4 separate regions of the Homo sapiens genome follow, and regions 2, 3 and 4 are each linked to region 1. The links are chromatin contacts, found by Hi-C or POLR2A ChIA-PET in ENCODE. All regions are on one chromosome and are shown on one strand. The core of a region is the stretch at or near the end of the contact, and the rest is flanking DNA. Distances in the headings are between cores, read along the strand shown.

Evidence for each region. Hi-C counts contacts between places; a loop is a spot of excess contacts on that map. ChIA-PET counts read pairs that join two places held with the same protein, here RNA polymerase II (POLR2A). Pooled maps may share reads with other maps.
Region 2: a loop to region 1 is called in a pooled map, with 3 times the contacts of the local background. The contact joins the promoter of RALGDS here to the enhancer-like site in region 1. A Hi-C loop is called at or near these places in 1 of 37 single-sample maps with no recorded cell type and 4 of 50 pooled maps. POLR2A ChIA-PET finds 5 or more read pairs at or near these places in 1 of 52 experiments (activated CD4-positive, alpha-beta T cell).
Region 3: a loop to region 1 is called in a pooled map, with 5 times the contacts of the local background. The contact joins two enhancer-like sites. A Hi-C loop is called at or near these places in 4 of 37 single-sample maps with no recorded cell type and 6 of 50 pooled maps.
Region 4: a loop to region 1 is called in a map of CD8-positive, alpha-beta T cell, with 4 times the contacts of the local background. The contact joins the promoter of SETX here to the enhancer-like site in region 1. A Hi-C loop is called at or near these places in 1 of 168 maps with a recorded cell type or tissue (CD8-positive, alpha-beta T cell), 1 of 37 single-sample maps with no recorded cell type and 3 of 50 pooled maps. POLR2A ChIA-PET finds 5 or more read pairs at or near these places in 2 of 52 experiments (activated CD4-positive, alpha-beta T cell and naive thymus-derived CD8-positive, alpha-beta T cell).

Annotation. Positions count from the first base shown.
Region 1 is chr9:131,251,191-131,254,737 of GRCh38, reverse strand. No RefSeq gene overlaps it. Among named protein-coding and RNA genes, the nearest start is that of FAM78A, 24 kb to the left of the region's middle. RefSeq lists enhancers at 355-856, 2,052-2,101 and a silencer at 1,808-2,124. Within about 2 kb of position 1,982, at least 19 of the 41 ENCODE cell types and tissues checked have a DNase peak (open chromatin) inside an H3K27ac peak, as active enhancers do; they include CD8-positive, alpha-beta T cell, where a contact is called at or near this core.
Region 2 is chr9:133,119,525-133,123,071 of GRCh38, reverse strand. It overlaps RALGDS (ral guanine nucleotide dissociation stimulator), which reads left to right and starts at 1,832. Exons shown (of 18, transcript NM_006266.4): 1 at 1,832-2,100. The coding sequence starts at 1,918. RefSeq lists a silencer at 1,543-2,252 and an enhancer at 2,232-2,928.
Region 3 is chr9:129,886,761-129,890,307 of GRCh38, reverse strand. It overlaps FNBP1 (formin binding protein 1), which reads left to right. Exons shown (of 17, transcript NM_015033.3): 17 at 1-3,121. Among named protein-coding and RNA genes, the nearest start is that of MIR6855, 19 kb to the right of the region's middle. RefSeq lists enhancers at 451-1,338, 1,293-1,382, 1,713-2,112. Within about 2 kb of position 1,772, at least 24 of the 41 ENCODE cell types and tissues checked have a DNase peak (open chromatin) inside an H3K27ac peak, as active enhancers do.
Region 4 is chr9:132,353,369-132,356,915 of GRCh38, reverse strand. SETX (senataxin) reads left to right here and starts at 1,930. Exons shown (of 26, transcript NM_015046.7): 1 at 1,930-1,999; 2 at 3,161-3,267. RefSeq lists silencers at 1,631-2,020, 2,071-2,280 and enhancers at 1,665-2,164, 1,146-2,345, 2,165-2,666.

The DNA.
Region 1 (3,547 bases), core at 733-3,232:
TCTGCCTCAGCCTCCTGACTAGCTGGGATTACAGGCGCTCCACGCCACGCCCGGCTAATTTTTATATTTTTAGTAGAGATGGGGTTTCACCACGTTGGCCAGGCTGGTCTCGAACTCCTGACCTCAGTGATCTGCCCGCCTCGGCCTCCCAAAGTGCTGGGATTACAGGCTTGAGCCACTGCGCCCGGCCGATGGAAACTACTAAATGCAAGCGAACACGTCGGAGTGAATGAACTCCATCTCTGTGCCTGTGTGCAGGGAGGTGAACCCGAAATCAACATGGGAACTGGCGAAGGCCAGCCCAGCTCCCTTCAGGCCCAGACGGCACGACTTGGAATGCAGAGGCAGGATTAGTTCCTGTATCAGCCTGAGCCCTGGTTCTTATTTCATGTTCCCTTTTCAATCAGACAGAAGAAGGGTGGGTGTTTACGGCGGGCCAGACACAGCTGGGAGCCCTGCACTATTCCTGGCTGCCACTTGCCTTGCTGAGTGAGGCCAGGCTTGTCGCTCAACCTCACATGCCTGAGTTTCCTAATCGTCAGGCCAGAGACACGCACACTTACCCTGTCCTCCCCGGTCCGGGGCCCAGCAAAGGCATAGCAGTTGTGCTCCGTGTTAAACATGCAAATGGAGCCCCCAGAATAATCACACTGAGCACCAGGGCTTAGCTCAGAGACCAGGGACTCTTCTCTCTAAATACGGCTCAATTCTTCTGCAACATCTAGACCACAGGGGCCTGGCTTAGTGATGTGGGATTCTCAGCATCCATGACAAATGCAGACTGAATGCTGGTCAGACAGTCACACAAACGTATTAAAATGCTTTACCTCAGCTTTATTGGGATACAGTTCACATACCACACAACTCACCTATTTAAAGTACGGTTCTGGCTGGGTGTGGTGGCTCCTGCCTGTAATCCCAGCACTTTGGGAGGCCAAGGCGGGCAGATCACCTGAAGTCAGGAGTTCAAGACCAGCCTGGTCAACATGGCGAACTCCTGTCTCTACTGAAAAAAATACAAAAATTAGCAGGGCATGGTGGCACACGCCTGTAATCCCAGTTACTCAGGAGGCTGAGGCAGGTGAATCACTTGAACCTGAGAGGTAGAGGTTACAGTGAGATTGCACCACTGCACTCCAGCCTGGGTGACAAAGACTCCATTTAAAAAAAAAAAAAAAAGTGTACGGTTCTGGCCGGTGCAGTGGCTCCTGCCTGTAATCCCAGCACTCTGGGAGACCGAAGTGGGAGGATCTTGGGCTCAGGAGTTTGAGACCAGCCTGGGCAACATAGTGAGACCCCATCTCTACAAAAAAACTTAAAAATTAGCCAGGCATAGGCCAGACTCAGTGGCTCATGCCTGTAATCCCAGCACTCTGGGAGGCTGAGGCAGGTGGATCACAAGGTCAGGAGTTCAAGACCAGCTTGGCCAAGAGGGAGAAACCCTGTCTCTACTAAAAATACAAAAATTAGCTGAGTGTGATGGCGGGCGCCTGTAACCCCAGCTACTCGGGAGGCTGAGTCAGAGAATTGCTTGAACCCGGGAGGCAGAGGTTGCAGTGAGCCGAGATTGTGCCACTGCACTCCAGCCTGGGTGACAGAGTGAGACTCCATCTCAAAAAGCTAACAACAACAACAAAAATTAGCTGGGCGCGGTGGCACATTCTCGTCATCCCAGCTACTCAGGAGAATGAGGTGGGAGGTCGAGGCTGCAGCGAGCCCTGATCGTGCCACCGCACTCCAGCTGGGCGACAGTGAGTCCCTGTCTCACAAAATAAAAGCAAATAGAAAGTGTACGGTTCTATGGTTTTAGTATATTCACAGATACGTACAATCACCTTGGCCCAGTTGGGCTCTAGAATAAAGTAACCATAGACCGGATGCCTCGTCAACCACAGAAACCAATCCTTCACAGTTCTGGAGGCTGGAAGTCCAAGATGAAGGCGCCCACAGTTTCTGCGTGGTGAGGGCCACCTCCTGGTTCACAGAAGCGCCTCCTCGCTGTGCGGTCATGTGACGGAGGCCGGAAGGCAGGTCCCACAGCCTCTGGGGAAGGAGAGCCCAGAGTAGCTGAGGAACTGGGGTGCCCACACCAGCCTGCTGGGGGCTTCAAATGTTCTTTTAGGAGTGACAAGGGAATCGACCTGCCCAGCTCTGCAGCCCTGGGGGCCACAGAGGACCGGGGCACAGCCGGCGCCTCTGCTCAGGGCTCCGGCCTCCATCTCTGGGAGCGAGCACCCGTGGATGCCTCACTCCACCCAGGGTCACTGTCGCGCAGCAGCAGCTTTCCAGAAGGCAGCCGGCCATTGACGAGTGACCAGGCGGAGACGGTGAAGGCCAGAAGTTCCTCCAGAGGCCGCGTGCCAGCCCCTCGCCTGTGAGGGGGGCCTGGGTCTCCGGGCTCCCCAGGACGGTGCTTCCTCTTGCAGCTGGGCCTGGAGGCCGGAGAGGGTCATGTGAGCCCTCCTGGGCGGGCGGTGCCTCTACGGCTGTGACCTTGAGCAAGTCCCCCTCCTCTCAGGTCTCGGTTTCCTAGGACATGGAGTGGGGACGGAGGTGGTTCCTCACCTCACGAGATTGCGGAGGCACGTGAAGCCGATGGTCCTGAGCTTCTGGACAAGTGCCCAGCCCAGAGTAAGCGCTTAGCAAATCCGAGTGATTCGGCGGCACCACTGAGCCTCGGTTTCCTCATCTGCAAGACAGGGTTACGCTTTCCTCACAGGGAGGAGGGTTCCGGGGGGTCATCAGGCAAGGCCCTCAGCACAGAACCGCCAATAGCTAACACCTATTATTGACCTTGTTGTAACAGGATGATAAAATGGTTTTCTTGACTGGGCGCCACGGCTCATGCCTGTAATCCCACCACTTTGGGAGGCCAAGGCAGGAGGATTACTTGAGCCCAGGAGTGGAGACCAGCCTGGGCAACATAGTAAGACCCTGATCTCTACAAAAAATAGAAAAAATTAGCCCAGCGTGATGGGGCATGCCTGTAATCCCAGCTCCTCCGGAGGCTGAGTCAGGAGGATTGCTTGAGCCCAGGAGTTCAAGGCTGCAGTGAGCTGTGATTGCACCACTGCACTCCAGCCTGGGTCACACAGCGAGACCCGATCCCTGCCCCACCCCCCACCGCCCAAAAAGCTTTTATTTGCTGCCCCAATTTTAGCTGAGACTTTGAGAGGACAAAACAATACAAGGGGTGAGGTCCCCCACCCCACAGGCCATCTTGCTGGACATGCTTTGAGGCTGTGCAGCGCCGTGGCCGGCATCTGTCCCGGGCCCACTTGGTATAAATGAGGCAGATAGATGAGGTGGGTGGAAGAAAGGCCCCTGGCCGAGCTGCTCATGTGGACCACGTGTCCCTTGGAGGGTGGGCTGCCTCCTTCCTGGTTGCAGCCTGACCGAGGTGGGCAGCCAGTGCCTAAGGTTTGATCCGTGTTAACCGCAATCACTGTCATTGGACTCATCATCAAAAGCATAGGTGCGGCCGGGTGCGGTGGCTCACGCCTATAATCCCAGCACTTTGAAAGGCCGCGGCGGGTGGATCACCTGA
Region 2 (3,547 bases), core at 583-3,082, 1.9 Mb before region 1:
ACAGCCTCTAGGGATCTCCATCCCAAATCAAATCTACCCATCTTGCTTCTTAAAAAAAAAACAAAAACAGGCTGGGCGTAGTGCTCCTGCCTGTAATCCCAGCTCTTTGGGAGGCCGAGGCGAGCGGTTCACTTGAGGTCAGGAGTTCAAGATCAGCCTGGCCAACATGGTGAAACCCTGTCTCTACGAAAAATACAGAACTAGCTGGGCATGGTGGCAGGTGCCTATAATCCCAGCTCCTCGAGAGGCTGAGGCAGGAAAATCACTTGACCCCAAGAGGCGGAGGCCTTAGTGAGCCGAGATCACACCACTGCACTCCAGCCTGGGTGACAGTGAGACTGTCTCAAAAACAGCATTTATCACATAGAGCTGATTATTAAAATACTGATTTTAGAAATTAGAAATTCAGAGAAGTAAAATGAAAACCAGTAGAGCTTCCACCCAGCTGCAACTTACCACCATAATTTTTGTGAAGTAGGCCCTTCTAGTCGTGTGCACATGGGGGTCTTGTTCTGAACGGATGAACTGCCGCCTCACTCCAGTCACAGTGGAAGTGTTTCGTGGGTGTCTGAGGATTGGCACTTGGGAAGGGGGCAAGATGTGCTCGTGGAATGTGCTGTCTGGTCCCGCCCTCTCAGTTTACAGATGGAGAAACTGAGGCCCAATAGTACGGACCAGACCTGGGGAGGTTGGCATGGCCAGGGCTGCTGGCAGCAATTGCTGGCCTCCATGAAGACTGAAGGCTGAGGCCAGGGCAGGCCCAGTGATGAGTGAGGCATGAGGAAGGGTCCCATTCATTCATCCATTCTCCTGGCCCTGCTGTTAAGCCCCAGGCTGTCTTCCTTCCTCACTGGCTTCCAGAAAGAGTAGTTGAGGATGTCCCTGTCCCTGCTTCCCCTTCAGCCCCAGCAGCCCCACTTCCACCCTGAGACCAGGGATGTCCAAGCCACAAGCAGCCCCAGCTGACAGGCCACGCAGCCATGTGCTCTGCCCAGCGTTGTCACTCTTGATGCCTTCCTCCTTGTCAGATGCCTCTCAGCCCCAACCTTGGTGCCTTCCGCTCTCCCCCACCTCCCTGGCTTCCCCTCCTCTGAGGGTGTCTGTAAGGGGATAGTGTGGGGCTTTGCCCCAAAAAGGTAGGGCCCCACTCTCTGACCCTTTCCCCCACTGCACACACAGCCCCACACTCAGGATTTCCAATTGCACTGACAGGGTCACTGAACACATGGTCAGCCTCTCCAAACTCCGCCTGAGCCTGTAGTCAGGTGCAGGTGCTCAGTGCTGAGTGCTTCATGTCCATTACGTAATGTCATCCTCCCCGCAACTGTTTGAGGAAGTCATTTTCACTACCCAGATTTTCCAGATGAAGAAACAGTGAGGCTCAGAGGGGTTAAGCAACTTGTGGAAGGCCACAGAGTTGGGGAGAGGCTTTGCTGGAATTCGGGGTAGCTGACTCCAGGGCGGCTTCCCCACACATGATCAGCACGTACACATTTCAGCCCTACGCAACACACGCACTGCAGCAGCGTGACACGCAAACGGTGCCTAACCGGGGTACCCAAGGCCCCACGACACACGTGACAGCCGGTCCTCCGGGAGACCCAGCCAACGCGCACCCCTCGACCTCCCCGGCCCCGCCCTCTTTGTTCAGACCCCGCCCCTCCAGGCTCCCGGTCCCGCCCCGGGTCTGACCTCGGCGAGGGCGGGGCCGCGGGCGCGCGCACGCACGCGTCCCTCGGACTCTCCGGTTCCGCCCCTCCCCGGCCCCACCCTCTTCCCCTCCGGCCCCGCCCCCCAGCCTGACATCAGCAGGGCCGGGCCGCGGGCTCACAGCGGTGGCAAAGCCCAGCCGCGCGGGCCGCGCCGCCGCCCCCGCCGCGCGCCGGGCCGGCCCCGCGCCCGCGCTGCGAGCCTTCCATGGTGCAGCGCATGTGGGCCGAGGCGGCCGGGCCTGCTGGCGGCGCCGAGCCGCTGTTTCCGGGCTCCCGGCGGAGCCGCAGCGTGTGGGACGCCGTGCGCCTGGAGGTGGGCGTCCCCGACAGCTGCCCGGTGGTGCTGCACAGCTTCACGCAGCTAGACCCCGACCTGCCGCGCCCGGAGGTGGGTGAGCTGGGGCGGTCGGGCGGGGGGTGCGTCGGAGCCTCCCCACCCGCGGCAGAGCTGGGCAGGTCGGGGCGAGCCCCGGACGGGGCCGGGCGATCCCAGCGGGCCGCCTCCCTCCTCTCTCCTCCATAGGTGGGGGTCGGGGCCTTCTGCAGAAATCAGCCAGCAGGGTGGGCAGTGGGGGCTGCCGCCGCGCCCCGTCCAACAGTAGGGACCACGGCTGGGGTTTTGCGCCCCTCAATACCGTTCCAGGGCCTGCTGTCACCAAGGCCGCTGCAGCCCAGGTGGACCTTTTTCTGCGGCACTGTCCCTGTTTACATCGGTGGCCTGTGCCTTATTTCACTCAGTTCCCACCCAGGGCCCGCAGCGCGTCGTTAGCCTTTACGATGCAGGTGTGGAACAAGTGGTCGGGAAGGCCAAATCCTAGAATCCTCAGAGGTGATGAGACCATAGGGGCCTTCCAGACAGACCCTACTTGGGGCAGATGTGGATCTGGTGACCAGGGACATCGGGGCTGCTCAGAGCGGGGTGGGGGGGGGGTCGGGGGATGGGGTGGAGCAGCAGGCCTCCAACACGTGGGACCAGATGTCCTGGTGGTGAGGGGAGGAGGGTGGCCCAGGCCCAGGGCGGGCAAGACTTGTTTCTGCTTAACTGGAAAGAGTGCCAACACCCTGAATCGGTAAGGACTGGGTAGGATTCAGAGAAGGGAGTGGTGTACCTGTGATGGATGGAGGGGAGGGTGACTAGGTGAGGGCGGGGGCTTGTTTCTCGTGTGCCCTGGGTCTCTGGGTGGTGCCATCTGCCTCCCACCTGACTGCTGCTGACTACACAGCAGAGGGAGTGGAATCCAGAGATGCCCCCCTCGCCCTGCTCTGCCTGGGCACAGGGCCTGCACAGAGGCCATTCCTGGATCGGGGGCTCAGGGCCCATCAGAGCTTTGGCTGGGCTGCAGCCTTCACAGTGAACCTCCTGAGTCCCCGTGCGGCATCGTGTTGCCTTGCTGCGTCTCCAGTCGCTTCATGGCTTTAGACTGTGGCGCGTTGTGATTGCTGGCGATTGTTAGCCTGAGTCTCGTGCCTCTTGGTGTCCCGGTACCTAGACAGGGCCTGGATGCGACTTGTTTCTCCGCCCAGTGTTGGGCAGAGCTCTTGGTGGGGGAACACCACACGCCTGAGAGACCCTTTCCTCCTGAGCTTGGCAGATGGCCGGACCAGACGTGTTCCCTCAACCCTCATCTATCCAGGGCTCTGGTCCTCATTGGCGGCTGGAGAGGGACCCCTGGGAGGGTGGGGGTGGGAGGCTGACACCAGCCCAGCGCTCATCTGGCTTTCATTACCTCTGGCAGCAGCTCGGGCTTTGTGTGCTGGGAGGGTCCGGCGGAGCGCTCACAGTGGCCGTGCAGGTTCCCTCTCTCCGTCCCTGAGGAACTGAGGGAGAGGCAGAG
Region 3 (3,547 bases), core at 523-3,022, 1.4 Mb after region 1:
CAGTCCTCATCGCTCCCCCTCCCCACCCCGCGCAGGCCACTGAGACGGTGGGACACACGCCCCTACCTGCTCCTTCCTGGGCCCTCAGTCCACCCGGGCTCGTCCTGGCAGCCCTTCCGCGCTTCACACAGTGCCTTTTGTGAAAGTGTCATCACGGGTCCCCTGAGGAGACAAGGCAGGTCCAGCGCACATCAGGCGGACTGAGCACTCGATGTCATCCGTGTCGATGTCATCCGTGTGTCCCAGACTGTCTGCTGTAGAAAACACTTCCTCCTCTCCTGAGTCTGTGAAGTCCTCAGTGGTCCTTTTTGGATTCTAGGCTTGCACCTCATACTAAACATTGACCCTTTCACTATGCCCTCAACCTGGGAGCATCTGGCAGGCAGGGGGGCAGGTACACACACACCCACAGGCACACCCACCAGTACACACGCGTGCGCATACACACATTTTGGTTTGACGCCCTGTTTTCAGTGGCCTGGGGAGGTCCACACTGGAAGTCGAATTCCAGCTCGCCTTGTTGACTCGCCTGTGTCCACCGGCCATGAGGAGCCCACGCCTGTCCTCCCCATCACTTTCCTGTCCCTGAGAACTGTAGATCATGCGCTTGTGAGCGAGGCCCTCCCCTCTGCACCAGCTCATTGCAAAGCGAACATCCTCTCCTTTCCAGGAGCCCCAGGATTAGCATCTGAAAAGGGTAGCACTTCCTTTTTTGTTGTTGTTTTTTTTTTTTTTTTGAGACGGGAGTCTCGCTCTATTGTTCAGACTGGAGTGCAGTGGCATGATCTCGGCTCACTACAACCTCCACCTCCTGGGTTCCAGCGATTCTCCTGCCTCAGCCTCCCAAATAGCTGTGATTACAGGCGTGCACCACCACGCCCGGCTAATGTTTGTATTTTTAGTAGAGACAGGGTTTCACCGTGTTGGTCAGGCTGGTCTCAAACTCCTGACCTCAGGTGATCCGCCCGCCTCAGCCTCCCAAAGTGCTGAGATTACAGGTGTGAGCTACCGCACCCCGCCGAGGTTAGCACTTTCATCACCAAAGACCCCGTGCCTCTCGTGGTCCTTTGAGGGATCCCGCCGCCACCACCCTTGTATTTTATCACGTGCTCTTCAGGGCATGTGGAATTCGTTGAGTTTGCTTTTAGAGCCAAGTTTCTTTCCCTGTGTGGGTTTTTGAGGAAAACCTGAGGTCCCCTAATCTGTGGCCACCACCCCCCCCCCCCGCCACGCCTTAGAGCAGAGCAGCCCCTCCTCTCATTTGGTGCAGAAACAGTCAAGAGGAACCATTGGCCTAGAGCTCCTGTGACCGAGAGCGCCACGGAAGCCTGGGGATGACGTCGGGCAGCTTTATTCTTTGCTTGGCTTTGGTAACTAGGTGGTCCCCTCAAGCATCCTCAGTTCCTCTTGCTGTTTATGAATCTAAGACAAGGAAGTCCTATAGAAGCCAAAGGGACAGGGACGGAAAGGACAGGTCCCAAGGGATGGGGCTGTCTTTACTTGTGGAAACCAGGAAATTGCTCCTCTCAGCCAACCAAGGTTGACCACACACCACCCTTCCGGAGCAGCTCAGTCAGCCCTCGGGGACGAGAAACCACAAGCGCAGAGACGCTGAGGCCCAGGCAGGTGAAGAGGAAGTGGCTTTGGGTTTTTAAAGTAGGTGAGCGTGAGCCTCTCTGACTGCTTCTTCCCCGGGGGGGACTGCAAACCGCTCAGGGTTGCGGCAGAGCCATGGACTTCCGGTCCCTGCAACGGGTGACCTAAGCGTGGTGCACCCATCAGTCACGCAGGAGGACTGACTTGACAGACGAAAGACAAGCCCGGATGACACAGGGTGAGAAGAGTCAGGGCCGCACCTCTGTCCCTGCAAACCAACAGGTGCATGGTGAGTGTGGCAGTCCCCACAGCTCCACAATGGGCTCCCCCGCCAACGGGGACGACAGGGATCTTCAGGAACTTCTGACCTCACCAAGTCAAGTGGACCACTCTCCACTCCACGAGGATGTGAAACGGTTCTTTAAAATGGGATTTTAGAGCCTCGGGAATGCATGTGCGTCACATCTTTCATATTATGGGTCAGGATAGATTCATTTCTTGCAACATAGTGGAAAAGATATAAGCTGCAGTAATTTGCTCTTTGAATGACCGTCACCCCCAGTATAGGATATGCTTGTATCCCCCCGTCACTCCTCCGCCTGTTTTTTAAACTTTTCCACCACCTGCGTCCAAAAAGAATGTTATAGCGAGTGCTCTTAAATGTTGAACCTGGGTGTTGCTTCCGGGCCAGTCTGCGTGGCTCCATGAAAAGCTCACTGCTGCCCCAGCCGGGCTTCTTAGAGGAGGTCAGTTGTCCTATGTATCATCATTTACTCTGGGAATCCTACTGTGAAATCATGTCTGTATTTTTCTGGAGCAGTTCACATAGAGTAGAATGTGGAATTTCCCGTGAACGTCTCCTTCCTCCCCCGTATCTGCCGCCTGTCACTTCGCCACCGTGCTAGAATACTGTTGTGTTGTAAGATGACTAATTTTAAAAGAACCTGCCCTGAAAAGTTCTTAGAAACGCAGTGAAAGGGAGGAACTTGTCCTTTACCCAGTTTTTCCTTTGTAGGATGGGAAAGTATAAAAAGGCACAGAAGGTTGTCATGGGCTGTTCCTTGGGGGTTTTTATCCTGCTCACCGTGGAGATAAGCCTGCGGCTTGTCTAACCAGCGCAGCGCAAAGGTCTCGATGCCTTTTGGTAACATCCGTCATTGCAGAAGAAAGTTTACACGACGTCAAAAAGTGACGTTCATGCTAAGTGTTTTTCCAGAAATATTGGTTTCATGTTTCTTATTGGCTCTGCCTCCTGTGCTTATATCATCCAAAAACTTTTTAAAAAGGTCCAGAATTCTATTTTAACCTGATGTTGAGCACCTTTAAAATGTTCGTATGTGTGTTGCACTAATTCTAAACTTTGGAGGCATTTTGCTGTGTGAGGCCGATCGCCACTGTAAAGGTCCTAGAGTTGCCTGTTTGTCTCTGGAGATGGAATTAAACCAAATAAAGAGCTTCCACTGGAGGCTTGTATTGACCTTGTAACTATATGTTAATCTCGTGTTAAAATAAAATATAACTTGTGGCTCCGTGTCACGGGACTGTTTTGTTGCATGAAGATATGACCCTAGTTGTGGAAGCAGCCTGGTGTCATTGGAAGCCCCCTGGGCTGGGGAGCTGGCCCCTGGGAGGAGCTGGAGACCTAGATAGCTCTCAGTTCCACCCCCATCCACGGTGGAGGGGGAGGCTCTCAGACCGTGGTGACGTGGAATTCGGGCTGATGTAGTGCGAGGATTGCGAGAGGCTGCTTATGGCCAGGAGTATTTTTTGCATGCACATTCAACTGGTTGCTGCTCTAGCTCTTTGGGGACCTCATTGCTTGGGGCTGGGGCAGGAGGAGGTGGTGAAATGAGGGCACACCTGAGTTTCATTATTTATCTGGTATCACCAGTGCTCAAGCCGGTACTCCTGGTGGCGTGGCTGGAATCACTAGTTTCTGTGAAGCTGCAGG
Region 4 (3,547 bases), core at 681-3,180, 1.1 Mb before region 1:
TGTGTTGGTATATTAGTGTTATATGATAAAACAAAATATGTTCAAAATATTTGACAGGATGAAGAAGTAGAAAAGAGGAAAATAACGGTCAACGCGTGCTGCTCCTTAGACGGTTAAATTTGCATAACGGCCACCACGCCCTTCCAACAAGCCACGCCCCCTTGCTAGAATCTTCCTTCGCCTTGGGCCTTTCCCGCAGTGTTCCCCTGGGCTTGCTCCTCATCCTCGGGCCAGGGTTCTCCTCGGTAAGGCTGTATCTGACCCACTTTTCCCAAGCTGGCCCATCTCAGCCTCTTTTTTTATCGCCTGAGTCACCACTACTAATTGTTTAATTTCCCTGTCTCCTCTATTAACTGTAAGACGGTGACGCTGCATCATCGTGGTCAGTAGTAGGCGTTACTAAAAGGGGGTAGGGGCCGGGTGCGGTGGATCACGCTTGTAATCCCAGCACTTTGGGAGGTCGAGGCGGGGCGGATCACTTGAGGTTGGAGTTTGAGACCATCCTGGCCAACATGGTGAAACCCCATCTCTACTAAAAACATGAACATTAGCCGGGCGTGTGGCACACGCCTGTACTCCCAGCTACTCGGGAGGCTGATGCAGGAGAATCATTTGAACCCAGGAGGCGGAGGTTGCAGTGAGCCGAGACTGCGCCACTGCACTTCAGCTTGGGTGACAGAGCGCGACTCCATCTCAAAAACAAAAAAGGGGGGGGATAGGCTTTCCAGTGGATTTTACTCATTTTTATTTATTTATAGACTTTTCTGAGACAGGGTCTTGCTTTGTTCCCCAGCCTGGAGTGTAGTGGCACAGTCACGGCTCACTGCAGTCTCGATCTCCCGGTCTCAATGGATATCCACCCCCTGCCTCAGCCTCCCAACAAGCTGGGCCCACAGGTGCTAATTTTTTTTTTTTTTTTTTTTTTTCCGGAGAGAGAGTCTCGCTCCTTTGCCCAGGCTGGAGTGCAGTGGTGCGATCTCGGCTCACTGCAACCTCTGCCTCCCGGGTTCAAGCCATTCTCATGCCTCAGCCTCCTGAGTAGCTGGGATTACAGGCACCCGCCACCACGCCCAGGTAATCTTTTTATTTTTAGTAGAGACGGAGTTTCACCATGTTGGTCAGGCTGGTCTCGAACTCCTGACCTCAGGTGATCCACCCGCCTCGGCCTCCCAAAGTGCTGGGATTACAGGCGTGAGCCACCGCGCCCGGCCTCGGTGGCTGAGTTTTAATTTTTTTTTGTACATACGGGTGTCTCGCTATGTTGCACAGGCTGGTCTCTGAACTCCGGGCTCAAGCGAGCCTCCCGCCTGGGCCTCCCAAAGTGGTGGGATTAGAAGCGGGAGCCACCGCACCAGCGAGGGATTTACTCTGCTGTGTTGCGCATCGCGCGCATTGTTCGCAAGACCTAAGGTCTCCCTTTCTTGTAATATAAAGGATATACACATATTCCTCCGAAATTACACGTTTATGTAATTTACATTTCAGGTCTTTAAAGGAAATCTAAAGAGAAAAATTACTTCGTCACCGTAGTACATCCGCTGAGACACCTGAGGCGTGGAAAAAAGAAGAAAAAAGAGGGAACGGAAATGGCCAGCGGGTAAGGGCTGACCCCACCCGCAGCAGAGCTCATCCCGGAGCCGCCCCACCCGCAGGAAGCCCCGGGCGGGGCCGAGGTCAAGGTTCCGCGGCAAACTCTCCCCGTCCACCCTGACGGGGACTCGGGATTGGTCGGGCCCCAGCTGCCCGGACGTGACGCCAGCGCCCGGCGTGGGCGGTGCACCGCGGCCGCTCTTCCCATGCCCCGCCCCCTGGGGGGCACCAAAACCAGAAAGCAGCGGCCGGGGCGGGGCCTGCGGCCGGCCGACTCAGCGCGGGGGCGGGGCCTACCTCGCGGCAACAGCTGGTTGGTAGCTGCGGCTGCGGGCCCGCACTTCCGCTGGTGGCCTAGAGCGGGGCCCGGTATGGAGGTGGGCTAGAGGCCGACGCCAGCCAGAGAGCGGTGAGGGTAGCGGCGGGCTGGAGGCCGTAGGTCGGGCGGGCGTGAGCGCAGGCGCGGCTTGTGCTTGCAGGGCCGCTTCGGGGAACCATCGCGGCGCCTAGGTCCCGGTGGGCGGATGGGGGAAGAGTCGGCGCGGGCTCGGCCGCTTCCCTCGGTGCGGGGGCGGGAGCACCCCTCGACGGCTGGCGGCCGCCTGTTGCCTTCCTGCGCGCTGGACCCGGCCGCTGCGACCCCCTGTCCTTCCGTTGTCTACACTGCGGTCTCGTGTGAGCTGTTTTTGGTGTGGATACTGCGTAGTTTCCTTGGGGCTGAGCGGGAGGTCTCGGGGTGGAAAGTGTCGGTTCCCTCCACACGCTCGTCTGCCTCTCGCCTGGAGTCCCTCCCTTTGTTTTTTTTTCTTTTTTCTTTTTTTTTTTTTTTTGAGACGGGGTCTCGCTCTGTCACCCAGGCTGAAGTGCAGTGGAACAGTCACGGCTCGCAGCAACCTCGTCTTCCTGGGCTCCAGCGATCCTTCCGCCTCATCCCCCCGAGTAACTGGGACCATAGGCGCGCGTCACCACGCCCGGCTAATTAAAAACAAAATGTGTTGCAGAGACAGGGCCTGGCTGTGTTTCCCAGGCTGAGCTCAGCTGCTCCAGGGATCCTCCGAGCCGCCGCGCCCGGCCGGTCCCTTCGTTTGGAGGAGAGTCTGTTTCTCCCACTTGGAGGGGCTGGAGCTTTTGCTGCTGGCCACAGGACTTTGTCCGTCCTCCCCAACTTCTGGGGATCTAAGGATGTGCCCAGCAATTTGCACGACCCAAGTGAAACGGGGGTGACTGCCTTGAGGGAAAAGAGCTCCACAAGGAGAAGGCCGAGTGTGGTATTTGATAAGTGACACAGCTGAGGATCCTAGGATTGATGTTACCTGCGCGGGCTAATAACTTGGGGGATTTTTGGCTCGGTGCCTAGCTGTCCCCGTGAGTGGGGACAGCCCCTTGTGGAACTGGGAGTCAGAATTGCAGTTCTGCTGTTTCCTGGAAGTCCACAGCCAAGTTGTCTAACCTATCTGGGCTTCCTCATCAGCCAGCAGTATCTGTCTGTAATAGGATCGATACCAGGCTCAGATGGGATATAGAGTATAAATGCCACTTACCAATTTCGTTTTTTGTTTTTTAATTTCAGAAATGTTCTTTTGGGGCCAGAGTCTGGGCATATATGAATGCAAATCCGTGTTTGTTCACAACTAAGCCCAGCTGAGACGATCACTTTTCTGTAGGCCATTTGTCCAGGTAATAATTTTTTTTTTTAGCAGGAGTTCAGAGCACCAAGGTAAGTGCAATGATGGAAACATGTGCAGAGTCCTAAAGGGACAGAGAAGAAGGTCATCAGAGATAGACTGGAAGAGAGGACGGGTCGGACAGGCCCCCCCCCCAGACGTGATGACACTCAGGAAGAGCTTGCACACTGGTTGTTCTCAAATCCAGCTTTCTCTTCGAATCTTAGTGGAGTTCTTTAAAAGGGAAACAATTTTATCCATAGGATCTTTTCTACTTTTTTTTTTAAGTTCCT